Regions from separate parts of the Homo sapiens genome. Here all the other regions are linked to region 3. A link is a contact called in ENCODE Hi-C or POLR2A ChIA-PET data. All regions are on one chromosome and are shown on one strand. Each heading gives the region's core, a stretch centred on a gene start or an enhancer-like site at or near the end of the contact. The rest is flanking DNA. Distances are from core to core; before and after follow the strand shown.

Region 1 (7,999 bases), core at 1,994-4,493, 2.1 Mb after region 3:
AGTAATTTTCTATCTACTGACCCCCTACATTGTTCCTTGGTGAATCAGATTCCTGAACCATTGCTCAAGACAAATGTCTGCCAAAGCTGGTAAGAACAGATGTGGATTCTTAAGGTATCAGTATACTCTGGCTGGGTTTGGTGGCTTGCACCTGTAATTCCAGCTACTTAGGAGGCTGAGGCAGGAGGATCGCTTGAGCCCAGGAGTTTGAGGCTGCAGTGAGCTATGATCATGCCACTGACTCTGGCCTAGGTGACACGGTAAGACGCTGTCTCTTAAAATAAGGAAAAAAAACGCCGGGCGCGGTGGCTCACGCCTGTAATCCCAGCACTTTGGGAGGCCGAGGCGGGTGGATCACGAGATCAGGAGATCGAGACCATCCTGGCTAACACAGTGAAACCCCATTTCTACTAAAAATACAAAAAATTAGCCGGGCGTAGTGGCTGGTGCCTATAATCCCAGCTACTCGGGAGGCTGAGGCAGGAGAATAGCGTGAACCCGGGAGGCGGAGCCTGCAGTGATCCGCGATCGCGCCACTGCACTCCAGCCTGGGCGACTGAGCGGGACTTCGTCTCAAAAAAAAAAGGAAAGAAAAGTATATTCTCTGAAACTGTGTTACAGTCCCAGGCTTCTTTTGAAAGGTACCTTCTGGGCTGGATGTTCTTTCTGGCTCTCTGTGAAGCCTCTGTATTCTCTCTATTGGATCTTGCTTCTCCCATGGGAAATTCTGTCACCTGAAACCCTTCTTCTCTGAAACCAGAAATCCCTACTGATTATAACCTTTGCCAACTTTGTCCACCACTGCCAGATCCTTTCCCTTCTCACTCCAGCCCCACAGTCACTTGCACTTTAGGCTCCCTACCCTCCACTGGGGGCTCTGAAGGGACTGAGAGGACCCTCCAAATCAATCACTTGAGGCTGAAAAGAGAGAAAAAAATGAGACTGTTTTGAAACAGGGCAAATAAAAAAAAAAGTAAAAAGAATTTTCCACAAATATTGGTAAAAAGCTTTAGCCCTTACTAAGTAGGTAAACTCAACTTGTCCCATTTTCTTTTTTTTTTTTTTTTCTGAGGCAGATTGTCGCTCTGTCGCCCAGGCTGGAGTGCAGTGGCACGATCTCTGCTCACTGCAACCTCCGCCTTCAGGGTTCAAGTGATTCTCCTGCCTCTGCCTCCCTAGTAGCTGGGACTACAGGTGCCCGCCACCAGGCCCGGCTCATTTTTTTCTATTTTTAGTAGAGATGGGCTTTCACTATGTTGGCCAGGCTAGTCAAAGTGCTAGGATTACAGGTATGAGTCACCGCACCCGGCCAAGTATTCCTATTTTTATGGCAATATAGTTATTTGCATAATTTCTATAAAAATGTGTTCTCCTGTAACAAGACATAATTGGAGGCACTGGTTGTATTAACCAGGTTTTGACTGGAATGTCATATTTTCAAACATGACCAGATGGCATTAAGGAGCTATGGTTGACTTTATGGAGCCAATAAAGTCTTCGTTTGAAAAACTGGCCTGATTGTTCCCAGACTTACAGGTGAGTGGCCTGAGTGGCCGGGCGCGGGGGCTCACACCTGTAATCCCAGCACTTTGGGAGGCCGAGGCAGGTGGATCACGAGATCAGGAGTTCAATACCAACCTGGCCAAGATGGTGAAACCCCATCTCTACTAAAAATACAAAAAAAAAAAAAAAAAAAAATTAGCCAGGCGTGGTGGCAGGTGCCTGTAATCCCAGCTATTCAGGAGGCTGAGGCCGAGAATTGCTTGAATCCAAGAGGCAGAAGTTGTAGTGAGCTGAGATCACGCCACTGCACTCCAGCCTGGGCGACGGAGTGAGACTCCGTCTCAATAAACAAACAAAAACAAACAAAAAAGCCAAAAAAAAAAAAAAAAAAGAACCACAGATGAGTAAGGAATGTCACTCTCTGGCAGGCCCAGGAACTTCAGTGTATTTTAGGGACCCCCAAGAAGAGAGGAATACAGTCAAATCTCTAAGTGTTTCAGATGTAGCCTGATGGCTAATAGTTTAAGATGTAGTTCAGGTAATCCATGAAGATTTCCTGAAGGAAGTTCGCATGAATGTGAGAGGGCAATTAACTTTTATAATTTTTATTGAGCACGTAGTATATACTTGTCAGATGCTCTTCTACACATTTTACAAATGATTCTTAATCCTCACAACAGATCTTTGATTAGGTTTTTAAGGAAAACTAGTTCTTTCCAAAATAACCTAATGATCACAAAACATATAGAACATACAACTCTGCATCTTGACTATGGTGCGTAGGTCTACATGTGATAAAATGACATTGAACTATACACACATCATACAACTATCAAATCCCTCCTTTTGAGATTGTACTAGAATTATGTAATATGCAACCATTGGGGGAAACTGGGTAAAGAGTAAATTGGATCTCTCTGTACTATCTTTGAGTAGTGTTTAGGTATTTTATAAAAATAATGTCCTACAGTTTGGGTTTGTCAAATGGTTTTCTCATAGTTAGATAGGGGTTATGGCTTTTGGAGAGAAAGACCACAGAGGTCTGTAGTATATTTTCAACTGTAATCTATTTCAAAATAAAAAGTTTTAAAAAAATTCTCCAAGGGGGGATGATTAGTAAATTGATTAGTCCTTTCTAGACCTCCAACACACCCCACCACACACTCACACAGACCCACACTCCTATTAATTCCGGTAACTCGGGTTGTTTGGAATGTGGATAGAGAAACTAAGCTTAACTATGCGCTTCCAGCACCTCGTATCTGGTACTTCTGTTCAACAGAAAGCCTTGGGAATGGGGAGGGCAGGCGTGGTAAAAGGTACAGGTTTGGGAAGGTCGCTCGGTTCCTTCCAATCCAAACGAGAGGCTTCTGATTGTTTATTCTCACACCAGAGCCGTGACCGAGACCCAGAGGTCCGCTTCCGGCCACGGCCGAACAGCTGCACCGTGCGTACCGGGAACGGTCAAGGCGCAGCTGGAACCGCTGCAAAAGGCCTCCGGGCGTACCGGACAGGTCGCAAGGGCGGGGGTCCCCACCTAGCGGAAATGCACGGAGGCCAACCCCTCCCCCTGCCCCCGCGAGGAGCGGGGCGGACTCGGCAGCCGCCACTCCCCAGGCTCACAGGAAGAAACTGGGACGCTGCGGACGCGGAACTGGCCAGACCCGCGGCGCGTGGCACGCGCGAGCCCTCCCGCGCATGCTCCACCCGCCGGCCTCCAGCCCGCGCCCCGGGCCCCGCCTCCCTCCCTGCTTCTCCCCCTCTCCCGTCAGCCTCCCTCCGAGTTTGGCCCCTCCGGCCGGGCGATCGACGTTCCGCGTGCGTGCGGGCGCCTGACTTCACTTCCGGCTAACGCGCTCGGCTTGCCCCCTGGCCCCGGATGGTGACTGGTGGTGGTGCTGCACCTCCCGGGACTGTCACTGAGCCGCTTCCCAGTGTGATTGTGCTGAGCGCAGGCCGGAAGATGGCGGCTGCGGCTGCGGCGGCCTCGGGCCCCGGCTGCTCCTCGGCGGCGGGGGCGGGGGCGGCCGGGGTCTCAGAGTGGCTGGTGCTGCGGGACGGCTGCATGCACTGCGACGCCGACGGGCTGCACAGCCTGTCCTACCACCCTGCGCTCAACGCCATCCTGGCCGTCACTAGCCGCGGGACCATCAAAGTCATCGACGGCACCTCGGGGGCCACACTGCAGGCCTCCGCGCTCAGTGGTGAGTCTTCCGCACGCCGGGCGGGCGCGAAGCCGGGGAAAGAAGCCGTCCAGCCCCGGGGCTCGGCCTCGCGACTCGGGGAAGCGAGATGGCGAGAGGGCAGGGCTGGGGGTTCGGGCCCAGCCGTGAAGGGAGGCCCGGAAGCTGATGGAGGGGGACCTTAGGACTTGGCTTTTTCAGCGGCTGCAGTTGGGAGGAAAGACCGGCGAGTCAGGGAGTGGTGGGAGGGGAGTTGCCTTTCGGGCCTGGAGCGTCCGGTCTGGCTTGGTCCTCCGCGAGAGGTGAGGAGACCTTGGAGCTTGGCACCGGAGGAAGCGAGGCCCGGGTAGGCCCTGGAGAGGCTGTCGGTCCTGCGTCCGGTTAGATGAGAGCGAAAGGCTGGAAGGGTTGACCCCGGGCGGAGAGGCTGGTGGCCGGAGGCGAGGGGCGGGGAGCGTCTGAGCCGGCAACCAAGCCCTCCCTTGTGGGAGAGGAGCCGGCAGTCTGCTGTTCTCAGGTCCCGCAGTGCGGGGGACAGACCGCGGGCTGTGCGCCCAGCGTGGGGGTGGGGGTGGGGTGGGGGTGGGGTGGGTCGTGGTGGGGGTGGGGAGGGAAGTAGGCGGGCCAGCTGCCTGAACTGCTTGGTCGACGACTGTAGGACTCTGCGGACGCCGAAGACGACTAGACCTGGTCCCCTTGCTCGGGGCTTCCAACTTCTACGCCCCAGTGACGAGAAAGTCAGGACCTGTGGTGTATGAAATAGATTCCTTTGGGTTTGTAACTTCAGGCTGTCTCTACTTGTTTTCCCACAGCGAGCCGAAAATTAGGATTTGAAGGTGTGTCTGAGTCTCACCATTGGAGGAGAGCACTTCTGGGTGGCGTAAACCTTGGTCCAGGGACGGGACTTTCAGATGCGTGAGGTGTATGCTCAGTGGACGGACTGGAGTGGTTTTGGAATGGCCCTGGCTGAGTTAGATTTGGCGGAGATGACATTTCATTTGTGGTTAAATGATGGGTGGCTTAATTTGGATGTTGTAGGTTTAGATTGAAAAGTTAGTGTATGAGTGAATCGGACTCCTGCATAGAGATGTAATGTATACAACTGTCTGCGTTTAGCCAAGTGGAAGTAGTTATGTGGTCAACCAATTCACTTGTATTTTAACGTAGACGAACAAGGAAAAGTTTACTATGTGAGTAATAAGGCATTTGTAAGAGTAAATGGCAATTTAGGGATGCAAACGTGAAATTAGACATGTTAATTATTGTTGATGTGAGAGTTGTGAAAGAATTGGATTATGTATAGTTTCAGGATATAAACTTGGAACATATCTAAGAGAAAGTTTTGGGAGGTAGGTTTGTAATTTTTTCTTTTCTTGGCTTAGGTAAATGATGGGGTGGCCCAGATGTAGCAGTGAACAGTTACTGCAACTTGGACATAATGGCTTCTCACTGTGTGTAAGAGGGAGATGCTCATTGGTAATTGGATGTCTTTCTTTTTAAAAGTCATTTAAAAGTATTTCAAGTATGAAAAGGTATGAAGAGTAATTACAGTGAACACCATGCATCCCCAACTCAGGTTAAGAAATAAAACTTTACAAATAGGATTAAAATCTCAGCTGAATCTCTCCTGGACTGCATTTCTCCAATCCTCCCTCTTCATAAACGTTATCTTTAATTTGATTTTATCCTTTTCATATATGTCTACACTTTCTAGTATATGTTTCTATCTTGAGGATGTAGTATTTTTGTGATTTTTAACTTGGAATAAGTGGTATATGTACTAGGATTTCTAAAGAAAGTCATTAACAAAAGTATTCAAGTGTTTTGGATAGAAAGAGGAATTTTATGGTGTGCTTTTTATGTCTGGAGGCCATGTTTGAGAATAATAATGTGTGTCAGGATTTGTTGGTTGGGGAAATTGGACATATATTTATGTGCCTGTACATGGAAGGAAAGACAATATTCACTTTAGTGGTAGATTACTAAAGAGGAGGGTTTTAGATGTATAACATGAAGGTGTAGGTAGATAAGTAAAATGTAGCATTGATTTGGGATAACAGGTTTTGTTGGGGCATCTGTTGATTAGAAGAGTTCGGGATTGGATACAATTGCAGGTCCCCATGCATGAAGATTGAGTATGTGAATTAAAATATGTAGAAGGGTTTATAGTGAACGGAATGAAGGATTACAGAAAAAATTTGGAAGTTAACAATGGATGCATTCTGAAACATTTTCATATATGAGAAGTGAAATTTATTATTATTTGTAAAATTTATTCGTATTTGTAGAGATGGGGTTTTGCTGTGTTGCCCAGGCTGGTCTTGAACTTCCGGCCTCAAATGATCCTCCCACCTCAGCCTCCCAAAGTGCTGGTATTACAGGCATGAGCTGTCCCACCTGGCCAGAAGTTTGTTATTAATAATAATTATCAGAGGTTGTATAGGGTCCTATTTGCCCCAGTTCAGATGATTGAGGAGGGAATGCTGCATTTTATGTTTTACTTAGAATCTGCAGGTATTTAGTAAGTTTGCTTTTAATGATTAATAGAGGGTGACAGCCCTATAAATAGAGTAGAGAGAAGATGCCAGTAGCGATCATGGTCCTAACATAATCCCTCTTTCCCGTTTATGGGCAATGGGCCACTTTCTTTTCTACCACAGAGGAAAGACATCTGTGTCTGAGGGGATAAAGACTAGGTGATACAGTAATAGGTCTTATGGACGCCTGGGGTTCAGTTTATAGGGTTATGGGTTGCCTGTAGATTTGCAGTTGAAGGATGGGAACAGGACTTGTATGTATATGTATTGAGTGGCAAAGACAGTGAATTTTTAACTATGACTACTAGTATATGTCTTTATATTATCTGTATCTGATATAAAATGTTTATAAATACAGTTTAACTGGATTAAGAGCTATCAGTATATACACAGGCTGGGTAAGTATTTGCTCCCTGTCAGTATTTAAGAGTGAAGATTTTTGAAGCTCTGAGCTGCGTGATCTGGCTTTTACTAGTCTCTCTAGTCTTGTCTCCTTATTTATAAGTTTTGTGAAATGGTCCATTTAATTCTTTTTCCTAACTACAGTAGTTTTGTTCTTTCTTGGAATGCACCAATTCGCTCCAGTCATTTAGCTAAGTCTTAGTCATTTTCAAGACCTAGAGCGTATCTTAACTTCCTGATCCCTTTAGCCAGAAATGACTGAAGCCCTAAGCACATATGGTCCTATTAGTGTCCATTTTAGTAATCTGGCAGGTTAGTATTTTGTGGTATTTTTTCAACCGTCTTGAACTATTTAAGTTTAAATTCCATTTTATTTAGCTTTTTGTAAATATATGAGGTCTGTCTCATATTTCAAGCTCCTTGTGGGGAGGTACTTTGTTTATTTGTTTATATATCCCTTCCCCAGGATGCCTAATATACAGTGTGTGTGTATGTGTGTGTGTATGTATATATTTATTTATTATTATTGTTTCTTTGACAGAGTGTCACTCTGTGGCCCAGGCTGGAGTGCAGTGATGCGATCTCGGCTCACTGTAGCCTCTGCCTCCTTGGCTCAGGCAGTCCTCCTGCCTCACCTTCCTGAATAGCTGGGATTACAGGTACACACCACCAGACCTGGCTAATTTTTTTTATTTTTATTTTTTATTTTTAGTAGAGACAGGGTTTCACCATGTTGGCCAGGCTGGTCTCGAACTCCTGACCTCAAGTGATCTGCCCACCTTGGCCTCCCAAAGTGTTGGGATTACAGGTTTGGGCCACCGCGCCCAGCCCTAATATATACAGTATAAACTCGAGTATTTTTGATTGGATGCATATATAACAATGAGTATATTAGTACTTCCTTATATACTAATTGCTAAGTAAACACATTCCTTGACTTTTTTTTTGTTTAAATATGTGTTTCTTTTTTAGAGCAGTTTTAGGTTAACAACAAAATTGAGCAGAAAGTACAGACAGTTCCCATATGCCCTCTATCTCTGTGCTCACACAGCCTCCCACCCATCAGTATTCTGCACCAGAGTGGTATGTTACCATCCGTGATCTTAGCACTAACAATCATCATCTCCCAAAGTGCATAGTTTACATTAGGATTTACTCTTGGTGTTGTACAGGCTGTGGGTTTGGACAATGTATAGTGACATGTATCCACCATTGTACTATCATAAAGAATAGTTTCACTACCCTAAAGATCCCCTGCTCTGCCTATTCATCCTTCCCTTCCTTTTCCCCCCAACTGTTCCCTCCCCTCTCCCTGCTGGCAACCACTGATCTTTTTACTGTCTTCATAGTTTTGCCTTATTCAGAATGTCATAG
Region 2 (7,389 bases), core at 3,657-6,156, 2.1 Mb before region 3:
GTCTGAAGTTATCGCCAGTGGTTTAAGCTGTCTGGCGGCCTTGATTCTGCTTTAATGCATGTCTGGAAATTTTACTGGTATGAAAAGCATTTTTTGGAACTTTAACATCATCAACAAGTTCTCTTTTCACTTAAATGGCTAAAGGATAAAACATTTTATCTCAAATTCCTGCATTCTGAGGGAATTCACTTATTTCAATTTCAGGAGTTTCTGTTTGTTTCTAAAGAACTAGTGTAATATGTCATTATTCATTCATTCAACCAACAACATTTATTTGAGTGCCTATGACATGTCAGACAGTCTACTGACACTTTTTAAGTCAGGATGGGAGGTTATGGAATAAGATTGAAGATGTCCGACACTCAAGAAGAGTAGAGTCTACTGGCAGAGTCAGGCACAGAAGTAACTAACTTGGACAGCATGATGAATTTTGTAATAGAGGTGTGCACGTAGAACCATAGCAGCCCAGTGGAAAGAGCTGTGAGCTCTGTCTGCTATGGAGTCCAAGAAGGACTCAAAGAAAGGGTGACATCTGAATAAGACATTGAAGAAAGAATACAAGTTTTCCAGGAGGTAAAGGAGAGAATGGTCATTCCAGACAGAAGGGACATGTGAACTAGGCATGAATGCAAGAGGGTGCCTGGCATTTTTAGGGCACTGTGAGTAGACCAATATGGATGTTTCTAAAATCGCCAGAATTGGCCGGATGCAGTGGCTCACACCTGCAATGCCAGCACTTTGGGAGGCCAAGGTGGGTGGATCAGCTGAGGTCAGGAGTTCGAGACCAGCCTGGCCAACATGGCAAAACCCCATCTCTACTAAAAATACAAAAATTAGCTGGGCGTGGTGGCAAGCACCTGTAATCCCAGCGACTCAGGAGGCTAAGGCAGGAGAATTGCTTGAATCAGGAGGCAGAGGTTGTGAGTCGAGATTGCACCACTATACTCCAGCCTGGGCGACAGAGCAAAACTCCATCCCCGCCGGGAAAAAAAAAAAAAAATTGCCAGAATTTAGTTAGGTAAAAGGTAATAATCTGGAAGGGTTTTACATCCTGAAAGAAACCCAGAAAATGATTGGGTTTTTGTTTGTTTGTTTGTTTGAAGAGAAAGAGTCTAATTCTGTCACCCAGGCTAGAGTGCAATGGGCCAATCATAGCTCACTGTAACCACAAACTCCTGGGCTCAAGTGATCCTCCTCCATGAGCCTTCCAAGTAGCTGGGACTACAGGTATGCACCACCATGCCCAGCTAAGTATTTTTATTTTTGTAGAGTTGGGGCCTCACTAAGTTGCTCAGGCCAGTCTTGAACTCCTGGCCTCAGGGGATCCTCCCACCTCAGTCTGCCAAAAACCTGGGATTCCAGGACTAGCCACTGCGCCTGGCCATGATTGGTTTTTAGTATATTCTTTTTAGCTGGGCCCGTGCATGGAGCTTAGTGTATGGTTATGTGATAGCTAATCCTCCTCGGGCTCCTCAGACACCTATCCAGGTATGTATTAATTTATCTTATCATACATTGTGTTGAGAACATTTTCTTCTGTTCAGTCAGCCACAGCATTAGGCTACAGAGGCAGTAATTTAAGGGAGCCCCCAGAAGTGCACGTATGCACAGTCACCACCCACACATTCACATACTTGTGCAATGCACACGATCACACAAATATGGCTTTTTTTGTATTATCTCTCATTATTCCTAATAAAAAGTTGAACCCATGGGCGGTACTTCCTAAATATTTAATGTTTTTTTTTTTAGCACTAGCATCTAGCATGTGCAAATACTGCATACACATGGATCCAGAAAACTAAATTAAATGAACATAGAAAGGAACATATAAATTGTTTTTTTTTTTTTTTTTTAAATAAAGAGTAGGTAGGTGGGATGAAATAGTGAGTGTGGGCAAATGGGCAAAGGATGCAGTCTGGTAGGTGTTAGAGACAATGGATTCCTGGGAGAGTGTGGAAAGTACAGAAATTTGTAATCTGTATAAGAGTTGTCAGAAAGTACATGGAAGATTTCTACTATCTATGCTTTTAAAAAATATTTAGAATCATTTATTCAAATTTTCTGGAGACTACCGCAGAGTTAAACCATGAGGCGAGGTTCTCTGTGAATTTATTAATGATTAATCATGATGGTCCCAAGTTTCCCAATTGTGCAGAGCCAGCTTTCCAACAGATTCCCTTTACAGGAAAGATGCATAACTGGGAAATTGCATAAACCAGCCAGACGTCTTCAGGGAATTATGGGTAGGCAGTTTTCTTTTTAAGTGGCTTATAAAGCATTTGAAGAATGCCATTGTGGAGCAGAGAGCACATGCCCAACCATTGCCTTTTTTTGGGAAGTTGGCACATTCTTGTTTTGAGTTGCTTGTACCAACGGGCTTCACTGTGTCTCCTAGGGTTCCTGGGGGGCTCCAGGAGTCTAGGTGCTGGGGTCAACCAGTGACTCACTCAGAGCTTGAGCCAGTTTCCAGTCAGATGACTCCAGGGAATGGGAATGGGGATGGGAGCAAGAGTTGGGTTGGGGGTAGGTAGAAAGTAGAAATTAGAGATAGGCCTTCAAGGAAATTCCAGTTTGCTTTCCCCATTTTCAGAGTCTCTGGTTTGGCTCAAACTCCCAAAGTGTCTCAAAGACCCTTCTTCCTTTTATTCTGGAGCTACTTAGAACCCAAACTCTTCCCCTTTTCAAGCAAGGGTTAGCCAGAACTGTCTATCAGACCTGTCCAGCATCTTACCCTGAAACCCCTTGGGCAATGCTGAGGCCCTGCATTCCTAATACAAAAGGGAGCGCAAATGGGTGGGTGTGTCCTTTTTGGCTCTTGTTCCCCTCCACTTTGCTCTTTTGCGGTCAAAAAGTCTTGCACAGCAGTTACTTAATGCCAAGCTGGCCCAGCTGCAGCTAATTTAATCACTCATCTGTTGAGTGAGGTACTATTTTCATTTTGCACTTGGGGTAAACTGAGGGCAGAGATCTTTAATTATTTTATTTAGCACCAGAAATGGACTCTGATAGATATAGGATGAAACATTTGGACACTCTTTTGTTTGCTTTCCATTTGAAACATGATTCACTATATTATATACTGCTTCCTGTGCCCTAAATTAGTATAAATTTAAATTTTAGCTACTGCAACCTTCTCTTCAAACTAACTACTAATTCCTAGAATAAATACTAGTGATTTCAAATGAAACCTTTTCAATTAATGAGCAAGTGGCAAGGAGTTGTAATTGTTTAAATAAAAATTATTTAGAAACTTGAAATACCGTATTTTGTCTTTTTAAAAATACCAGTGGGTGTTTAGGCCCACGTAAAGAGAGTACATTGCTAGGCCCTGCAGCGCATACCTCACACCGGGACAGTAAAGACAAAGGGCACCTGAAATGTACATGGCTCTCTTCAGGATGCTTTGAGAAACCAGAACTTAAGTAACGGTTAAAGTAGAGACTCCAAAGTCAGACAGACCTGGATGTGAATCCAGCCTCCAATACTAAGTAGCTGGGTATTCTCTTAGCCTCCTTTTTGTCACCTTTTACCCAGGCATGAGGATAGTATCCACTTCACAGTTTTGAGGATTAATTGAATTAAAACATGTGTAATGAGACTACTGTCTGGCATACACTACTCTATGGAGTCAGTGCCCAGCGAATGATAGCTCTTCCTAGCTCAGCCAACCCTGCACCGGGCTTCTTCCTAAGTGCTGTTATGCACATAATCTCATTTCATTTCCCTACCAACCAGCCAGGTAATGCTCTTCCTCGCACACTAGAGCAGTGTTAGTTGAACATTTGAATTTTTAAGCATCTTGACTGAATATGACACTGCATTGGTGACATTTTGATAGCTGTCACTGCATGGTTTAGTTCCAGCATCTTTCAGCACATTCAGAAGCATCAACCTTTACATGTTGGGGCTTCTCCAACAGCAATTATAGCCACAAGTGGAGAAAAGCTATACATGTTCTCATAAAATATCATCGAGATTTGTGTCATAGGCCTCTAGTGACAAAGACATGTTTAACTGCTAGATGTCAGTTTTTTTCCCCCTTTCAGATAAAATTAAACTGTGGAGTTACCATTTAATCCACAAGTGTAAGAATAAATTGGTTTTTTAGTCCCAATTCTGTAGAAAATCAAAACTAGTACCAAATATTTTTATTTATAAACATTTTTATTGTGGGTGTAGGCATATCTGTGTGTAGACAGATAGAATGAGGTGCCCCCCGAAAAAAGACGGTGGTGTCATCTTTTGTGGCCAGCCTAGTGAAATCCTCACTCTCCTCAGATGCCTCCCAGCCGGCAGCCACCCTGCTTCCCCCATGACCTTCTTCTGAGTGTGAAGCTCTGGGTGCCAGCGCTTCTTCCAGCCAAGTCAGCAGGTGGGCCAGGATCAGCTTGAGAATTAGTTTTCTTAACAGCCCCAACTGGCCACTCTCAGAATAATTCTGTTAAATGTGACCTCTTGTGTTATGTGGAGTAAGTCAGTAGCTGGCTATCAGGGAGACTTTAGAGACCCAGAGAGCTTTATGCCTAAGGGGAGAAAAAGAACATTTTTCTTGTCTTGAGGCAGGTCACAGAAAATGTACACATGGTGCTGGGGACAAAGGTCTAGGAGAAAAGCAAAAGGCAGTCACCCCTGCCAGATATCTAATAGAATGCCAGAGTTAGACATGAATGCCATAAGAATAATGAAAAACTGAGAGCCATGGGCCTTAGGAAGAGAAAATGGAGTAAATCGGATGATAGAGCAAGAGAAGTTGTGAACCCAGCCAGAAAGAAAGGTAAGGGTGAGGCAATCTGTCCCCATCTTAACACAATGTACTCCTAAGGGTGAGACTTGTGTAAGATCGGCTGGGCTGATGGAGCTGGGTCAGAGGCCTCAGAATTGGACTCACGTGGCCCAAGGCTCTAAGGTAATGTGATCTATCGTCATGGAGATGAGAATTGAGGCCATCCACCCCTTGTGGGTGTTTTCCTCAGGGCACTGCCCATTGCACATTGCTAGATCATTTCCATCTGGCTTCATCTCTAGGCCCACTGCTATGCACCTCTTAGAAACTATCAGGTGGTACTGAAAACTGAAGATGAATTTTCTCATGGAGTTCTCTTCTTAGAAACTCCTAGACTCAGTGACTGATTGCAAAAGGCACATCTGGCACAAGAAAACAGACTCCTACAACTTGTTGCACTTAACATCTTGATACCAAGGATCATAGGGATGGAAAGACAGTGCTAATCCCCATAAACGTGTGGTGTCTGGTCACTTCTGTGCATTCCGTGCAGTCAATAAAATACAGTGTTGATGGAACCCAGTGCAGGTGGAGTAGAGCAGTTCCACATGTGCAATTGGTATTTGCTCTTCTTCCCTTCAGTGTGTTTTTTGTTGTGTCAAACACAACCGAATGAGAGTTGCCCCTACACCCCCACGTGGAGTTAGAGGAGTGCGTCCTGGCCTGGAATAGGTCTCTCTTTCTGGGCCACTCTGTGGGCTGTCTGAGCAGTGGAAGCATAAATATAAACCTCGGGCACATAAGGACACACACAGGCCGCAGAGCCTGTCAAGGGCTCTGTCATGTTCCGAGTGAACAGATGTTTATCCCACAACATTTTTTTTTTCCTTCTTGGAGTTTGTCCAATGCATTAAAAAAAAAACTAAACTGTTTACACTAATTATTCCCTTTTGCTGCCTTTGCTTGTTTTGTTTTGCTCTTTTCTTTTTCCCATACATTAAGAGCTATTCGTGTGAGGAAATTCTGCCCAGCTGCTTTCTGGAACAGATACTTCCATAGCTTAAACCAGGAACCCTTTGTTCTTGGATCTGAGTGGAGCTCAGATTGCCTTGTCACATGTATCTTGGCGCTTCTTCCCTGAAGTTTATAGGCTTTTAAAAATCCATTTCCTTTTTACCCCAAAGATAATCAGCTTCCATAACTTTTCTTAAAGTAAATAACTCCAGATCCCTTCATGGTTTCAGATTTTCCCGTATGCTTCAGTCAGGATTTTATTCAGCAATCATTTATTAAGTACATTCTTAAGTTTGGTGAGTACCATACCACTGTACTAGGTATCAAAAGAGAAACCCTTTCCCCTTTTATTGGTTTGTTCATGTTTTCACTTATTTTTTCATTTCCTTCATTCAAGAAATATTTGTTTAGCTCCTACTGTGTCCCAGGTACGGTTCTGGGTGCAGAGGAATCAGTGATAAGCAAAAACAGACATCGTCTTTGCCTTCAAGGAATTGCCAGTGTACTGCGGGAGAAAGACGTAAAGAATTAATTGCAATTCAGGGTGATACATACTATAATAGTAGGGTGTTCAAGTTTCTTTGAGGAATGTGAAGGGTGTAATTGGCTCTGCCTCAGGCATCAAAAATAACTTTACAGATTACTGGACATGTGAGAGGATTCTACAGAGAGAGGACAGCACATACAGAGGTGAGGAGGTATAAAGTATGGTTGGTTCGGGGAGCTTGATATCTGAATGCAAAAACAGCAGATGCAAGAGGTGAAGCTGGAAAACTAAGTTGGGTAGCCAAGTTGTTAAGGTCATTTTGCATGCCAAGTTTAAAAATCTGGAGTATGTCTTAGAGAAAATGGTGGGGGAAGGGGCACTGAAGCTTTTTTTTTTTTTCCTTGCTTTTTTTTTTTTTTTTTTTTTTTGAGACAGAGCCTTGCTCTGTCACCCAGGCTGGAGTGCAGTGGTATGATATTGTGTCACTGCAACCTCCGCTTCCTGGGTTCAAGGGATTCTCCTGCCTCAGCCTCCTGAGTAGCTGGGATTACAGGCATGTGCCACCACACCCAGTTAATTTTTGTATCTTTAGTAGAGATGGGGTTTCACCATGTTGGCCAGGATGGTCTTGAACTCCTGGCCTCAAAGTGATCCACCCACCTCAGCCTCCCATAATGCTGTGATTACAGGCATGAGCCGCTGTGCCCGGCTACACTGAAGGCTTTTAAGCAGAGAAAATGCTTTGGAAGTAAATTGTGTTTGCTCAAAATTCATATGTTGAAGCCTTAACCCCCTAGTACCTCAGAATATAACTGTTTTTGGAGATAAGGCCTTTAAGAGGTAATTAGATTAGAATGAGGTCATCAGAATGGGCCCTAACCCAATATGACCAATGTCCTTATAATAAGAGGAAATTAGGACACACATACACACAGAGGGAAGACGCAGGGAGAAGACAACCATCTACAAACCAAGCAGGCCTCAAGAGAATCCAGCCCTGCTGACTCCTTAGACTTCCAGCCTCTACAGTTGTGAGAAAAATCAATTTCTGTGTTGAGGCCACCCAGTCTGTAGTACTTTGTTATGGCAGCCCTAGGAGGTGAATACACCAAGGTTTAAGTTTTGTAAAGATAACTAGAGTCCATGGAGGATGCTGGCTTGG
Region 3 (7,978 bases), core at 3,968-6,467:
TTCTCTGCGTGGCCAGTACCCAGCTGGACACTTCCTGGGAGGCACCAAAGACAGAGGAACTCATGGCGGCGAGAGAAGATGCTTGGACTCTGTGACTGCAAGAGTGGCCACCAGGCAGAGCGTCGCTACTTGCCTCTAATGTCTGCTCCCTAAAAGCTAGACATGTCAGTCAAGGGACTCCAGGAGGAAAATGGGGCAGTTTGTGATGGCAATAAGTAAAAAACTGAAGCAGATGAAATCAGCTCTGCTAAACCCCCTCTTTTTCTCAAATACCTTAAAAACAAGCCCTACGTCTGCTCAGTGCTTTCCAATTTACCAAGTGTTTTCATAACATTATCTCATTTCATTCTCACTTCAACCCACACACATTCTTGCCTTTTAGATTTCTTATGTACGCAAATGAGTTTCACCGAAAAATTGGCTAGAAACTTCCCTTCTCCTACTCACTGTCTTTTTTTAACCCCAAGCCTTTGACTATCTTTAAGAAGCTCCCAGATTCCCAGGGTGAGAAAATTGTTTATCCTGCCAGCCCTGCCCTCCTGGATGGATCCCAGTGGTCTTTGCTATTGGAACCAGAGGTTTTGTATTCAGTTCATAGTGTAGCTGTGAAAACAAACAAAACCACAGAGGCATGGTAAGTGTGGTATGGTGGGGAAAACATCAGCTCTGGAAACAGCAAGCCTCAGAGTCACATTTTGGGTTTTTTTTTTTTTTTTTTAGATGGAATCTCACTCTGTCCCCCAGGCTGGAATGTAGTGGCGCGATCTCGGCTCACTGCAACCTCCGTCTCCTGGGTTCAAGCGATTCTTCTGCCTCTCAGCCTCCCAAGTAGTTGGGGTTACAGACACCCACTACAACGCCTGGCTAATTTCTGTATTTTTAGTAGAGGTGGCGTTTTACCATGTTGGCCAGGCTGGTCTCGAACTCCTGACCTCAAGTGATCTGCCCACCTAGGCCTCCCAAACTGCTGGGATTATAGGCATGAGCCACCGCACCCTGCCCAGAGTCACATTTTGGTTCAGCCATTTGAGAGCCACGTGGCCACGGCCAAGGTAGTTAACTTATCAGAGCTTCTGTTTCTTTGTCTATGAAGTGGGGGCAATCTGCCTCTGTCTAAGATTGTTGTCAGGCATAAGTGTAGTAAGAAATACCAGGGTATCTCAGCAAGTGTGGCCCCTTCCCTTCTTCTATTTTCCTCCCCAGGGTCAAATAGCTACTTTGTAAGGTCCCTTATTAGTAACCAAAATACCAGCTTCACCATCATTAGGCAAAATAAATGCAATACTGTCTTTTTGCAAGCCAGAGGGAGATAAGAAGTGGGAATGTGTTGCTTAATGATCTTTTTCTTTGAGACAGGGTCTTGCTCTGTTGCCCAGGCTGGAGTGCAGTGACGTGATCATGGCTCACTACAACCTCTGCCTCCGGGGGCTCAAGCGATCCTCCCACCTCAGCCTCCTGAGAAGCTGGGACTACAAGTGTGCGCTGCCATGCCCGGCTAATTTTTTAGTTTTTGTAGAGTCAGGGTTGCACCGTGTTGCCCAGGCTGGTCTCAAACTCCTGAGCTCAAGCAATCCTTCTGCCTCAGCCCCCTGAAGTGCTGAGATTATAGGTATGACCCACTGCACCCGGCTGCTAAATGAATTTATATGGAGACTTTTTTTTTAACTAGATGAATGAACTCGCTACCTGTCCTGCATACACAGCATCCTTGCAGCTGAGATAACTCTAATAATATCTTAAGCTCATTACCTTTATTTTTTTTTTAATTTGTATTTTAGGTAGGTAAGAGAAGGTGCTGGCAAAATGGATGTATGTAATGTCAGAAAGCAAGGCAATTCTGATTACACCTGGATTCTATTGAAGCAGAATTGCAATTCAACTCTTTAGTCTCCAAAGACAAAGACGGGAGAAGGGAGGGAGTGCAGAGGCTCTGACTGGGTAATTAGTTCACTGATCTGCATCTAGTAGATGTTCAATAAATGTTGGTGATGGACTGTGGTGGTTTACAGAGTCCAGACGTTGTGTTTGACCTTTGCTGCTGACTTCTTGGCAAATGCAGTGCAAGACGCAGTGTTAAAGTGGAAAGAACATCTGACCAGCAGTCTGAAGACCTGCGTTAGGTTCCATCTATACCACTTAATAGCCTGGTGACCTTGGACATGCCATTTAATCTCTTAGGTGTCTTCTCACCTGTAAAACGAGGAGACTGGGACAAGGTGATTTGGAAGGTCTCGTTCAGCTCTAAGGTTCTGGGGCTCTAAGTAACTTCATTCGCTTGTGTTTCTGTTTCTTCATTTATTCAAAGGCAGTAGGGACAGAAACCTATCTCATAGGATATTGGGAAGAAATGGTCAGTGTGCATGTTGAAATACTCTGTATCTTTAGAGATATGAAGGAAAGGCAGTCAGCCAGAGCTATGTTAACAGAAGGGGAAGCTGAGTATGCCTACAACCTCTGAGTTCCAGGCCCAGCTCAACCACTTTCCGGCTGTGTGATCTTTGGCAAGCCTCCTAATTTATTTCGGCCTCAGTTTACATATCTGTGAACTGAGGACCATAAGTTGTGCTATGTTAACCTTATCACATTCTTTTGAAAGCCAAGACAATGAAATGCTTCAAAAAAAAAAAAAAAACCTGCAAGGCATCATATAGACTAGTATAACTGAGAAATGGCATGCTAGTTATGGTTGCATCAAAGCTTAGCCCCACGCCTCCCATATTTTATTTTATTTATTTTATTTTATTTTATTTTATTTTTTTGAGACGGAGTCACACTTTTGTTGCCCAGGCTGGAGTGCACAATTTCGGCCTACTGCAACCTCTGCCTCCCAGGTTCAAGCGATTCTCCTGCCTCAGACTCCCAAGTAGCTGGGATTATAGGCACCCACTACCACGCCCAGCTAATTTTTGTATTTTTAGTAGAGACGGGGTTTCACCGTGTTGGTCAGATTGGTCTTGAGCTCCTGACCTCAGGTGATCCACCTGCCTCAGCCTCCCAAAGTGCTGGGATTACCAGGCGTGAGCCACCGCACCCAGCCACCTCCCATATTTTCAAATGAATGGATGTGTCACTGTGATTCCAGAGGAGAAACAGAAAATGCAGACTGGGGATCACAACCCCAGGCTTATTTCTATTTTAACTTACTGACAGAGATGAACTTTAGCTAAAATGGGCATTAATAAGTTTCCCAAAGAGTAGGCCTCAGGTAATTCCCTCAATGCACTCCAATGTAGAGGATTTTTCCAGAGGCCAGATAACAGCTGGTGGAGGCCTTACTCCCCACCCTCTTCTCCAAAATGAGGCCATTTTGACATTTAGATATTTGGGAAAATGGGGAGGGAGGGAAATAGCTTTCTGAGTTTTGAAAGCTTCACATGGCAATAATCACAAACACATAAAGTGTGTCTGTTATGTGTAAAAGTGGCGCAACAGTCTTTGATCCCAGCCTCACCAGAGATTGCTACTGGGAAGAAGTGGCAGAAGGCTTCATCCTGCCCACCCGGGGTCTAGCCCAGACATTTTCCTCTGAGTGCCTGGAAGTCTCAGCCTGGAAACTAGCTCTCCAAGCATTGGCGTCTCCTGTGGCTGCCTAGATGACAATGTGCCACACCTGGCTAGTGACACTGAGAAGCTTCCCCACCCTCTGTGCAGGACATCAACAATAACCCCATCCCTGCAGCATCTCCCGTTTAGCCCCTCCATCAGGCAACACCCCCAGAGGAAGAGAATGCGTTTAGCTTGGGAGGTGGGGGAATTTCTCTGGTTGGAGGGGGCAGCCAGGGGCTTGTCATGAAGCTGTGTTTTCATAGGAAGCACACTATTTTAACTCAGGTTGTACATATAAGCATATAAGTGATTGAAAATAGCCCAGTTATTTTTAAATAAATTATTCTCATCAATTCTTATAATTTTTGTTTGGGCTGGTTTTGCGGGGACTGATGAAAATTATGAGGGTCTTCTCTCACGGCTTCCTTCAGGGTCCTACCCCTGTCGAACCTTCGCCATTAATTCTGTCATCCTTTTGCCTGAGATAAGCTATGCGTTTCCACTTTCAAGTACATATATACGGATTCAATACACTCACTGCCTTTCTTTTAAAAAGCTGATTCACTTCAAAGCCAATTTAATTTTGCTTAGTTTTTGATCTCCCCGCGCCCCCTTTCCTCAGCCCCTATACACAGGTAGGTGAGGGTTCTAAAGCCATTTTACAGGCGTGATTGAAGCGGAGGCCACAGAGCGGCAGCGCTGGGTCCCGAGTGAGACTCCCATCATGTGGCTCTGGGGGGCTGCGCAGCTTTGACTGCCTGGACAGACGCCCAGAGCTGCAATTCCTGGGCAGTGTGGGAGGCGTTCGGCTAAAGCTCTTTGTTTCTGCTGTCATGAGCGACTCCTCGGAGAAGACGTGGGAGTCAAGGATGGGGGGCGGCGTGCACACCGCCCGCCCACACCTTCTGCCCCCGCTGCAGACCGGGCGTATGTGTGTCTCCAATGGAAAAATCCTACCCAGGACGACACCACATCCTTGCTCCCACAAATAAAACCTTCCACGGAACTCAGGGCTGCAGACCAGCCCTTCGCAAGCCAACGCGCCCCGTGGGCACTCGGTCCCCCGGCTCCGCGTCTCTGCCACCTTCCCACCGCTTCTTCTTTAACCATGCTCTTGTTTCCCCTCGCTGATCGCAAGGCTGCGGGCGAGGATTCCAGAGAGAGGCCTAGTATGGGGAACAAACGCTTCAGAGGGGTCCGAGGTGGGCTGGGGACAGCCAGTGGATGGGAAGGAGGGCGCTGGCGCCGGGCGGCTGGGGTGGAGGAGTGGCGGGTGCCCTACCCCGGCGCAGAGCAGCCGCCGAGCTGTCATGTCCCGAGCGGCCCCCGCGCCCTCCTTGCGCCCACCTCCGCCGCGCTGGAGTTCGGGGTGTGCGTGGAGGGGGCTGTGAGCGGGAAGCGGCGCGGACGCGGAGTCCGGGCCGGTGCGAGTGAGCGCGTGTGCGCGTGGGAGAGCGGCGGGAGGGGGCCGGGCTCGCAGCCGCAGCGAACCACGGCCCCGGGAGCAGAGCCGAGCGCGCCCCCGAGCCGCCGCCCGCCGGAGCTGCGAGCGCTGAAGCCATTCATGATTTTGGTGACGTTATTCCAGGAGTGGGCGAGGGAGGGCGGGGCCTCTCGGGGCCAAGCCCCGCCCCCGCCCCTATAAATACGGCTTCCCGGGCTCTTTGTGGGGCTGAGTGCTCAGTGGAGAGCGGGGAGTTGTGTCCACCTTGCCGACGTCGCTAGCCGTGGGGCTGTCCTGGGAAGGCGGACGGCGAGCGCCCGGTGTCCGCACTCGGCCGCCTGCCGTGCCCGTCTGCGCCCGTGTCATCCTCACTCGGGACGCAGGGACCGTTTTTAAATCACAGGGGCGTGTGTCAGCCTGCCCTAGGACTTCATGTCTATATATTTCCCCATTCACTGGTGAGTACCCTGCGCCTGCGGCGGGCGTCTGTCTCGCGGCGGTGGCTGCGGGCCCGGGCGCCTGCTTCGTGCCGGCTCCGGGTGCGAGGGCAGCCGGCGGCGCGGGCGCTCAGCGCTAACCCGCCGCCCGAGCCCGTGCAGGAGTCAACGTCAAGGTTGCAAAGGTGGGGGTGGGGGGAGGGGGTGCTGAGAACATCCAGACAAAGGACGTGAACTCGGAGCCCTCACCTAAGTGACGGCCGGAGGGTTTGTATTGGTTGGCGGGGGAGCCAGGGGTCACGTGTGAATCCCCCCCAATGAAACCACCCTATGCGGAGAGCTGCAGGAGGCGCGCGCCCCACTTGGCGCAGGGGGGCTCCTGCTCTTCCCGGGCCCCTCCTCTTTTTCTTTTTGTTTGCATGCAAGTCTCAACGTCGAGGCCGGCAGCAGCGGGGCTGAGCTGGTGCGGCCGCAGGGTTTGCAGAGCTCCGGGGGGGTGGGGGGCGGGAAACGCTCTCCCCACACGTAACCCCACTAAAGCCACAAGCAGCAGGGCACGCGCTGCAGCCTCTCAACCCCTGCCCTCTCCACCGCCCCTAAAAACCGACGCACATTGGTGGGGGCCGGGACTGGGAGGAGCCGCCTTCGCCGTGCTGAAGGGGAAGGAGCCCGGGCCGGGCGCGGGGCGTCGGAGGTTTGCCCCGGACTGGGGATCGGAGCCGGGAGGGATGCAGAGAGAGGCAGGCCCCTGACTGCTGGGACTTCCTTGCTGGCAGTTTCTTCCTTCCTGCTCTGGGTTAGAGGAGAAGCGGCCGGGGGCGAGCGCCGGCAGCCCCGGAGCGCGCTCTCAGGTGCGGACGTGGGGAGCTCGGCCCCGAGTCTCCGGCAGGCGCTGAGCGAAGGGAAAACCGGCGCAAGCCGCGGCGGGGTCCGGCCTGGCCCAAGAAGCGGAAAGTTCATGCTTCTCGCTTCAACTTTTCGGGCCGGCGCCACAGCCCCGAGCGAGGAAGAGCCGCCCCTACGTCAGACTCTTCACCCTGCGTGCGCTCTTCTGGCTCCTTTCTTTGGAGGTCGCCAGCAGCCTTTCCAAGACCCGGGAGGAAACTGCCTTTGCAGGGCCCAGCTCCCGAACCTAAACTTGCCGCAAAGCCCCGCATCTTCTGTTAGTCTCCCTGCCCCCATCCGTCCCAGCCTGGCAGTGTTTAGAGAGGGGACTGAACTTCCCTCTCTCAACAGTTCAAGTTCCCCCACCCCGAGGCTTGTGTACCCTTCTTGTGGGTGCCCCTCCCTTGCCTCTCCCGTGGTGTGTGAGCAGCTAGGTGCCTTATTATAGGTGAAGCTTTGAAGGCTGTTGGAGGCTTTGTGCCTTTGGCTGCTCAAAATTTGCCAAGGTGGGTGTTTGGACCCATTAAGAATATTATGAGAAATTAAGGTTTAAGTTTATTTCATCGATTAGCACTTTGCAGCTTGCAATGCTTTTATGCAGACATTAGCCCTTAACCTAACTGTGAGGTATGCACTATTAGCATCAGAGTAACAGACAAACAGGACACTTGTGGCTCAGAGAAGTTACAGGACCTGTTCAAGATCACACAGTTCTTGAGGGGCAGAGCCTAGAACCTATTGCTTCTGTTTCTAAATCCAGTGTCATTTCTTATCTATGTAGTAACCATACAATTGAAGAGGCATCTGGTACCCCTGTTTCCTTAGATACTGTCCCTCAAAAGACTCCCCCATATTTTTGTTTTAAACCATGTGCACAGGCACGATGGTGGAAAGCATTGGGTGCTGTGTAGCAGGTACCTGTATTTGGTGCTTATGTTCAGCATTATGTGCACGGGATCCTGTATGTGCCCAGAGTTTGTGCAAGGATAAGGGAATATTCGTATCCTGCTTAGAGAGTACAAGGCACTTTCACATGTCAGCCATTGGTGGGCCAGCTTGGCCCCTCTGGAAATTTCCTTTGCAGTCAGAGTCGGGTATCCTTAAGGCTTTTAATCCAGGGGATGTTTTTCAAGCTGTGAGCATGCAGCTGCTGTGTCTGGGGCTAGAGAAAGGGGATGGATGGCAGATGTGAAACTTGCAGAAAAGCTGACCCCTTGGGGCTTTAAGTGGAACATTTTGCCAAAAGGAGCACCAGAGAGACAAATTTAGGAAAGCTGTATGATTGGACTTTGTTTCCCTCCAGTTGACCTGTTATTGTTATTGTGTATTAATAATATATAGAGTTCCCCTTTGGAAAGTTCATGTGAGGATTATTTTTATTCTTAGTTGGAGAAGTGAAGGGAGATGTGGTTGAATTGGTTTTAATATAGACAGATGGACTCAGCTACCTACTGTTTTGGTTTCTCTGGTTCTGTCATTTAAAGAAACATTCAGGGTCCCTCTGTGCCAGTGGGGACTAGAGTACAGGAGAGGAGGGAAGAGGTTTGCCAGAGAGGTCTGCAGACAATGGGCTTTGTCTGTTGCGGCTGAGCCCTGGGGCTGTGGGCTTGCAAGGCGCTTCCTCAGGGTGTGAGCTTGTTTTGCTGCAAGTTCTGTTTTGAACACC
Region 4 (7,880 bases), core at 2,575-5,074, 2.0 Mb after region 3:
AGAAATTAGCCGGGTGTGGTGGTGCGTGCCTGTAGTCCCAGCTACTCGGCAGGCTGAAGCAGGAGAATCGCTTGAACCTGGGAGGCGGAGGTTGCAGTGAGCCAAGACTTTGGCACTGCACTCCAGCCTGGGCGACAGAGCAAGACTCTGTCTCAAAAATAAATAAATAAATAAATAATAAGTGAGCAGATAAATAGCATAATGGCATATTTGTGATAAGTGCTAGGAAATAAATAACTAGGGTACTATAATAGAGATTAATATGCTGGTCAAGGAAGCTAGGATGGTGACATTTAAGCTGAGGTCTCATGGATGAATGGAACCAGCCCTGAAAGCGCAAAGGAACAATGTTCTAGTCAGAGAAGAGCAAGCACAGAAGCCTTGAGGCGAGAAAGAGCTTAGCTAATTCTAAGAACTGTAAAAAGGCCAAGATGATTGATTACAAGCAGAAGAGTGGCATGAGATGAGGCTAGGGAGGCTGGCAGGAGAAAGGAGTTTAGATTTCACTCTAAAAGCAGTGGAAAACCACTGACAGTTTCTACACTGAGAGAGGAATAATGATGCTTGTGTTTTAAAGAATCACTTTAGCTGCTGCACTGTAAAACCAGTTAAGAAGTGATAGCTGTTTAGGTGAGATAATAGTAATTTCAATGAGAATAGTAGCCATAAAGATGAAGAGAAGTGCTCTCAAGTTCTATTTCAGAGACAGAACAAGCAAGATCGAAGGGGATTTAAGAGGTGAGTGAAAGGGAGGAGCCTGCAATGTAATTCAAATTTCTGGCTTTAACGACTAGGTGAAGGAGGATACTATTTACCAAGATACAGAACCAACAAATTAAGAATGAATTGGCTGCCAGCGCGGTGGCTCACGCCTGTAATCCCAGCACTGTGGGAGGCCGAGGTGGGTGGATCATGAGGTCAGGAGTTCAAGGCCAGCCTGGCCAAGATAGTGAAACTCTGTCTGTCCTAAAAATACAAAAAATTAGCCGAGCTCAGTGGCAGGCGCTTGTAATCCCAGCTAGTCGGGAGGCTGAGGCATGAGAATCACTTGAACTCAGTTGCAGTGAGCCGAGATCGCGCCACCGCACTCCAGCCTGGGCAACAGAGTGAGACTGTCTCAAAAAAAATAAAAGAATGAATTGGCCAATGGTATGGCCTACAAGTCCTTATGTATTGACTCAACAATATGCTTAAATAAATCCTGGAAGCTTTCAATTCGGTTTTTCTGAGTTATTGCCCTTTCATCTAAGTGTGCACAACATCAGGTTCCTGGCTGTAAATACAATGTTAATCAAATGGGGTTTATTTACCTTCAAACTACAGTTTGTTACATTATATTCTTCTTTCACTAGTATTAATTCAAAATTAAAGACATCTCCTTTCATTCACGTCGTGTCTCTTCCACCCACTCAGGATTCTGTCCATTTTTCTAGTACTTAGAAATATCATCATTTAGTTAAAACAAATAACATGAAATTTAAAACAATAAAATATGTGTCACCTGAAGGGGTGGGTTGCCCCTCCACACCTGTGGGTGTTTCTCGTTAGGTGGAACGAGAGACTTGGAAAAGAAAAAGACACAGAGACAAAGTATAGAGAAAGAAATAAGGGAGCCCAGGGGACCAGCGTTCAGCATACGGAGGATCCTGCCAGCCTCTGAGTTCCCTTAGTATTTATTGATCATTCTTAGGTGTTTCTCAGAGACGGGGATGTGGCAGGGTCATAGGATAATAGTGGAGAGAAGGTCAGCAGATAAACACGTGAACAAAGGTCTCTGCATCATAGACAAGGTAAAGAATTAAGTGCTGTGCTTTAGATATGCATACACATAAATATCTCAATGCCTTACAGAGCAGTATTGTTGCCCGCATGGCCCACCTCCAGCCCTAAGGCAGTTTTCCCCTATCTCAGTAGATGGAACATACAATCGGGTTTTATACCAAGACATTCCATTGCCCAGGGATGGGCAGGAGACAGATGCCTTCCTCTTGTCTCAACTGCAAAGAGGCATGCCTTCCTCTTATACTAATCCTCCTCAGCACAGACCCTTTACGGGTGTCGGGTTGGAGGACGGTCAGGTCTTTCCCTTCCTACGAGGCCATATTTCAGACTATCACATGGGGAGAAACCTTGGACAACACCTGGCTTTCCTAGGCAGAGGTACCTGCGGCCTTCCGCAGTGTTTGTGTCCCTGGGTACTTGAGATTAGGGAGTGGTGATGACTCTTAAGGAGCATGCCGCCTTCCAGCATCTGTTTAACAAAGCACATCTAGCACAGCCCTTAATCCATTTAACCGTGAGTTGACACAGCACATGTTTCAGAGAGTTCGGGTTTGGGGCTAAGGTTATAGATTAACAGCATCTCAAGGCAGAAGAATTTGTCTTAGTACAGAACAAAATGGAGTCTCCTATGTCTACTTCTTCCTACACAGACACAGTAACAATCTGATCTCTCTTTCTTTTCCCCACAATCACCCATCAAATTGGCATGTTTTAAAAAATGGTTATATTCGGGCTGGGTGCAGTGGCTCACGCCGGTAATCTCAGCATTTTGGGAGGCCAAGGCAGGCAGACCACAAGGTCAGGAGATCGAGACCATCCTGACTAACATGGTGAAACCCCGTCTCTGCTAAAAATACAAAAAATTACCCAGGCGTGGTGGCAGGCACCTGTAGTCCCAGCTACTCGGGAGGCTGAGGCAGGAGAATCGCTTGAACCCTGGAGGCGGAGGTTGCAGTGAGCCGAGATCGCGCCACTGCACTCCATCCTGTCGACAGAATGAGACTCCGTCTCAAAAATAAATAAATAAATAAATAAATATTAGCCAAACATGGTGGCAGGGGGCTTGTAGTCCCAGCTACTTAGATAGCTGAGTTGGGAGGACTGCCTGAGCCCAGGAGTGTGAGGTTACAAGGAGCTATTACTGCACCACTGCACTCCAGCCTGGGTAACGGAGCGACCTTGTCTCTAAAACAAACAAAACCACTACATTTACTCATCCTTTAAGTACCAACATGTTACCTCCTGTGAGAAAATTTTCCAGAAATACCATTTAACACACTAATAGACATGTCTCTCGATTGCTCTATTGCTGATCAATTGTGTATTTCTCCAAGTTGGCCTCCTAATATACCCCAACCCCTCTTTCTTCAAGTTGGAAGCCACATTTATGTAGCTTGAATATTAAAGTTACGTATGTAAACATTTAAAAGCAGGTGAGTTTGTTAACTTCGGCAAGCTTATCAGTAGACAGGGCCTTCCAGTGAAAAGAGCACTTGACTAGAAATTAGGAGATTTAGGTACTGTCCTAAATCTGTTTCTACCTTACTTTCTCTGGCCTCAGTTTTCTCCCTCATAAAGGAATGTATCTACAGCCCTAGTCTCTGGGTGGCGATTTACGGCTTCTCTGCCTTTTATCTTCATTCTCCGATCCATCCCTCTTCATCTTACAGGTGAGGAAACTGCCATCCAGACATTACATATAACTTAGTCAAGATCCTACACTATTAATTAATGGCTAATGGCAAGGGAATCTTGAGATCCTGTACGGCGGCTGACCCATAAAATCTACCTAGTTCTAAAATTCTTTAACCCACCCACTTAACAAAAACGGAGGTAATAGGTAAACAAAACGCCAGGAAAGATCGCACTTAAAGGAACAAAAGCACCCAAGGAGGAAAAAGAGGCCTGAGATTTCCACGAATTACAAGTGAACTTCCTGTCCTGGGTAAACTTCCGGAATCAACAACAGGAAGACCCAATCAGAATCTTCCTCCGGGAGCCAATGGGAGAGCACATTACAAAGAGCCAATCCCAGCGCCGCTGTCACTGTTATGGTCCTGTCAGGGTGCCGGCGTCGTGGTGCTTGGGTGGTCGCCACCAAGAAGACTTTGGTGGGGTAGTCTCGGGGCAGCTCAGCGGCCCGCTGTGCCCGTTTCTGGCCTCGCTCGCAGCTTGCACGTCGAGACTCGTAGGCCGCACCGTAGGGCGAGCGTGCGGGTCGCCGCCGCGGCCGCCTCGGGGTCTGGGCCCAGCCGCAGCCTCTTCTACCGCGGCCGGTTGGGAGTCGCCGCGAGATGCAGCCTCCGGGCCCGCCCCCGGCCTATGCCCCCACTAACGGGGACTTCACCTTTGTCTCCTCAGCAGACGCGGAAGGTGAGGCTGAGCCCCTGGAAGGGCTATCACCCGGAGGAAGCCAGGGCCCGACGCCGTAGGGTCTTTCTGGTGCCGAGGTGGTCGTGGCCGGGTGGGGACAGGCAGGAAGCTGACTGGTGACTGCAGCCCACCACGCCTGCCGGGCCTTCCGAGAGGCCCCGAAGGACGGAGGGAGGGGTGTAGGGAGCTGCTTTTTAAAGCATCAAGTTACTCGGTCAGCCCTTGGTTTTCCCCATACCGTCTGGTGGCTGGTTTTTCTGGGTGGCTTAGTCTCTTCAATTGGACCCACAAAATCCTAAGCTTTTAGTTCTGGAATTACTCGCCCTTACTCAGAAAAAGGACAGATTGGCCAAGGGAGATCTCAAAGAATGAGAAAAAGGAAGGAGGGCTGTTTTCTTCTGTTATGTATCAACAGATAATTTTTTGGGGGGGGTCTGGGATCAGATTCGGCACTGCAAATACAAACTAAATGGTTTTTATTGAATTTGATGTCTTGCCCGAGTCCCCGTTTTCCTCGCATTTTGTAATGTTTCACCTCAGTATTCAGAGAAATTGACGCAGGTATATTGGAAGTTTAGTGTAAACCAACAATGTGTTTCCAGTAGCCTCTACAGATTTCCTTGTATTATTCTGAGGAAGCGATTGTGCTGGAGATATTTTCCTACAGCACAGGAGAATGTTTCCCTCCTATTCTCAGTTCCCTATCCAACTCATAACCTGGATATTATTCTGCTAGTCATTTTCAATTTTTTTTTTTTTCTTGAGCTCTGTCGCCCAGGCTGGAGTGCAGTGGCGCGATCTCGGCTCACTGCAAGCTCCGCCTCCCGGGTTCACGCCATTCTCCTGCCTCAGCCTCCCGAGTAGCTGGGGCTACAGGCACCCGCCACCACCCCCGACTAATTTTTTTTGTATTTTTAGTAGAGATGAGGTTTCACCGTGTTAGCCATGATGGTCTCTCGATCTCCTGACCTCGTGATCCGCCCGCCTCGGCCTCCCAAAGTGCTGGGATTACCGGCGTGAGCCACCGCGCCCCGGCCATTTTCAAATTTTTATTACACTTCGTGCACCAGTTATTTTCCAGTGACCAGACTTACTGGCTGCTATGAAATCATAAATTATGTTTACAGAAATTTCAGTCTGAGAAAGAACCTAGATTTTCCTTTTTTTTTTTTTTTTTTTTTGAGACTGAGTCTCGCTCTGTCGCCCAGGCTGGAGTGCAGTGATGCCATCTCGGCTCACTGCGAGCTCTGCCTCCCGGGTTCACGCCATTCTCTGGCCTCAGCCTCCCGTGTAGCTGGGACTACAGGCGCCCGCCACCACGCCCGGCTAATTTTTTTTTTTTTTGTATTTTTTTTTAGTAGAGACGGGGTTTCATAGTGTTAGCCAGGATGGTCTCGATCTCCTGACCTCGTGATCCGTCCGCCTCGGCCTCCCAAAGTGCTGGGATTACAGGCGTGAGCCACCGCGCCCGGCCGAAAGAACCTAGATTTTCCTAAGAAATTTTATGGTGTATCAGTATAGCTTGTTTTCCCTTTTGTTTTTCTTGTTGTGCTGTTTGGCATTGTTTTTTAAAAATAGTACTGGTCATAATTTAAAATGTACAATAAAATTTTTGTCTATCAAAGGGAACATAGCTGAGACATTTATTTTTTTTTCTCTTATGTTCTTTTTTTTTTTTTTTGAGGTGTGGTCTCACTCGGTTGCCAGGCTGGAGTGCAGTGGTTTGATCATAGCTTACTATAACCTCAAATTCCTGGGCTCCAGTGATCCTCCCGCTTCAGTCTCCTGAGTAGCTGGAGACCGTCTGGTGGCTGGTTTTTCTGGGTGGCTTATTCTCTTCAAGTGGACCCATGAAACCCTAAGGTCTGTGCCACCGTGCCCAGCTAATATATATATATATATTTTTTTTTTGAGGCGGAGTCTCACTTTGTCACCCAGGCTGGAGTGCAGTGGTGCAGTCTTGGCTCACTGCAAGCTCCGCTTCCCAGGTTCATGCTATTCTCCTGCCTCAGCCTCCCGAGTAGCTGGAACTACAGGTGCCAGCCACCACACCCAGCTAATTTTTTTGTATTTTTTTAGTAGAGACGGGGTTTCACTGTGTTAGCCAGGATGGTCTTGATCTCCTGATCTTGTGATCCGCCCAGGCTAATTTTTTTTTTTTTTGAGACAGAGTCTTGCTCTGTCGCCCAGGCTGGAGTGCAGTGGCGCAGTCTCAGCTCACTGCAAGCTCCGCCTCCCGGGTTCACGCCATTCTCTGCCTCAGCCTCCCGAGTAGCTAGGACTACAGGCGCCCGGCACCACGCGCGGCTAATTTTTTTTTTGTATTTTTAGTAGAGACGGGGTTTCACTGTGTTAGCCAGGATGGTCTCGATCTCCTGACCTCGTGATCTGCCTGCCTCGGCCTCCCAAAGTGCTGGGATTACAGGCGTGAGCCACCGCGCCCGGCCTAATTTTTGAACATTTTGTAGATCTCACTAGGTTGCCTAGGCTTGTCTCAGATTCTTGGCCTCCCAAATTGCTGGGATTACAGATGTGAGCTACCAGCCAAGCCGTAAATTTCTTTTAAACTGAGATACAGCACCCCAAAATATTTCAATTTGTTTCATCTACATTTGGTAGCATGGTGCTTAGGGAGGAATATCAACTTTAATTTCCCAGGTTTAAAAAAATTGTTTAAGTGTCAGAACATGATGTTTGTTCAAACTCATGTTTCCATGTATTTGTTTATTTTTTTCATTCTCCCTTCCCTGAGGAATTACTTTTTTTAAATATGCCTAAGAAATCCGACAGAATAATGTAAGTAGATAACCCATTGATTCCACATACTAAGAAACCTGAAATAAGTAAAAATCCATGAAGTTTATTCAAACTTCTCTGTATTTCCTCAGGAGACATATAGGTCTGTATATCCACGGAGCTATATGTATATGCATAATATCCTCACACAATATTATATCGTACAGTTTAAATTTAGAGTATTTTAAGTATACTACTCATTTGATCTTTTTTTTTTTTTCCTTTTTTGAGACAGAGTTTCACTCCCCTTGCCTAGGGTGGAGTGCAGTGGCTTGATCTCAGCTCACTGCAATCTCCACCTCCTGGGATCAAGTGATTCTCCTGCCTCAGCCTCCTGAGTAACTGGGACTACAGGTGTACGCCACCATGCCTGGTTAATTTTTGTATTTTTTGTAGAGACAGGGTTTCGCCATGTTTCACAGGCTGGTCTTGAACTCCTGGGCTCAAGTGATCCACCCACCTTGGCCTCCCAAAGTACTGGGATTACAGGCATGAGCCACCACACCCAGCCTCATTTGTTCTTTATAAGACTCCCAGTGAGCTTTATTATTCCTGTATTCTATAAAGAAACTGAGGTGAGCTGGGTGTGGTGGCTTACACCTGTAATCCCAGCACTTTAGGCTGAGGTGGGCAGTTGGCTTAAGCTCGAGAGTTTGATACCAGCCTGGGCAACATGGCAAAACCCCATCTCTACAAAACATACAAAAAATTAGCCGGGCATGGTGGCACGCACCTGCAATCCCAATCCCAGCTACCTAGGAGGCTGAGGCAGGAGAATCACTTGAACCCAGAAGGCAGAGGTTGCAGTGAGCCAAGATCATGCCATCACACTTCAGCCTGGGTGACAGGGTGAGACTCTGTCTCAAAAAAAAAAAAAAAAAAAAAGGCAACCATGGTAGTGCACACCTGTGGTCCCAGCTACCATGGGG

What was found. Hi-C counts contacts between places; a loop is a spot of excess contacts on that map. ChIA-PET counts read pairs that join two places held with the same protein, here RNA polymerase II (POLR2A). Pooled maps may share reads with other maps.
Region 1: a map of B cell shows a loop between it and region 3 (10-fold over the local background). The contact joins the promoter of BIRC6 here to the promoter of LBH in region 3. A Hi-C loop is called at or near these places in 1 of 168 maps with a recorded cell type or tissue (B cell), 1 of 37 single-sample maps with no recorded cell type and 8 of 50 pooled maps. POLR2A ChIA-PET finds 5 or more read pairs at or near these places in 1 of 52 experiments (activated CD4-positive, alpha-beta T cell).
Region 2: POLR2A ChIA-PET joins it to region 3 with 24 read pairs in A673. The contact joins the enhancer-like site here to the promoter of LBH in region 3. POLR2A ChIA-PET finds 5 or more read pairs at or near these places in 2 of 52 experiments (A673 and activated T-cell).
Region 4: a loop to region 3 is called in a pooled map, with 8 times the contacts of the local background. The contact joins the promoter of YIPF4 here to the promoter of LBH in region 3. A Hi-C loop is called at or near these places in 6 of 50 pooled maps. POLR2A ChIA-PET finds 5 or more read pairs at or near these places in 2 of 52 experiments (AG04450 and activated T-cell).

The regions. Positions count from the first base shown.
Region 1 is chr2:32,353,780-32,361,778 of GRCh38, forward strand. BIRC6 (baculoviral IAP repeat containing 6) reads left to right here and starts at 3,244. Exons shown (of 74, transcript NM_016252.4): 1 at 3,244-3,707. The coding sequence starts at 3,383. RefSeq lists enhancers at 2,915-3,427, 3,942-4,454 and silencers at 2,931-3,300, 3,461-3,690, 7,237-7,435.
Region 2 is chr2:28,158,898-28,166,286 of GRCh38, forward strand. All of the region lies in intron 7 of BABAM2 (BRISC and BRCA1 A complex member 2), which reads left to right. The region is part of intron 1 of LOC100505736 (a long non-coding RNA gene); the gene reads right to left. Among named protein-coding and RNA genes, the nearest start is that of BABAM2-AS2, 150 kb to the right of the region's middle. Within about 2 kb of position 4,907, at least 10 of the 41 ENCODE cell types and tissues checked have a DNase peak (open chromatin) inside an H3K27ac peak, as active enhancers do.
Region 3 is chr2:30,226,317-30,234,294 of GRCh38, forward strand. It overlaps LBH (LBH regulator of Wnt signaling pathway), which reads left to right and starts at 5,218. Exons shown (of 3, transcript NM_030915.4): 1 at 5,218-5,448. The coding sequence starts at 5,423. RefSeq lists silencers at 1-121, 4,718-5,267, 5,468-5,557, 5,948-6,147, 6,158-6,217 and enhancers at 3,884-4,399, 4,400-4,914.
Region 4 is chr2:32,274,080-32,281,959 of GRCh38, forward strand. It overlaps YIPF4 (Yip1 domain family member 4), which reads left to right and starts at 3,825. Exons shown (of 6, transcript NM_032312.4): 1 at 3,825-4,155. The coding sequence starts at 4,077. RefSeq lists an enhancer at 2,940-3,685 and a silencer at 3,923-4,032.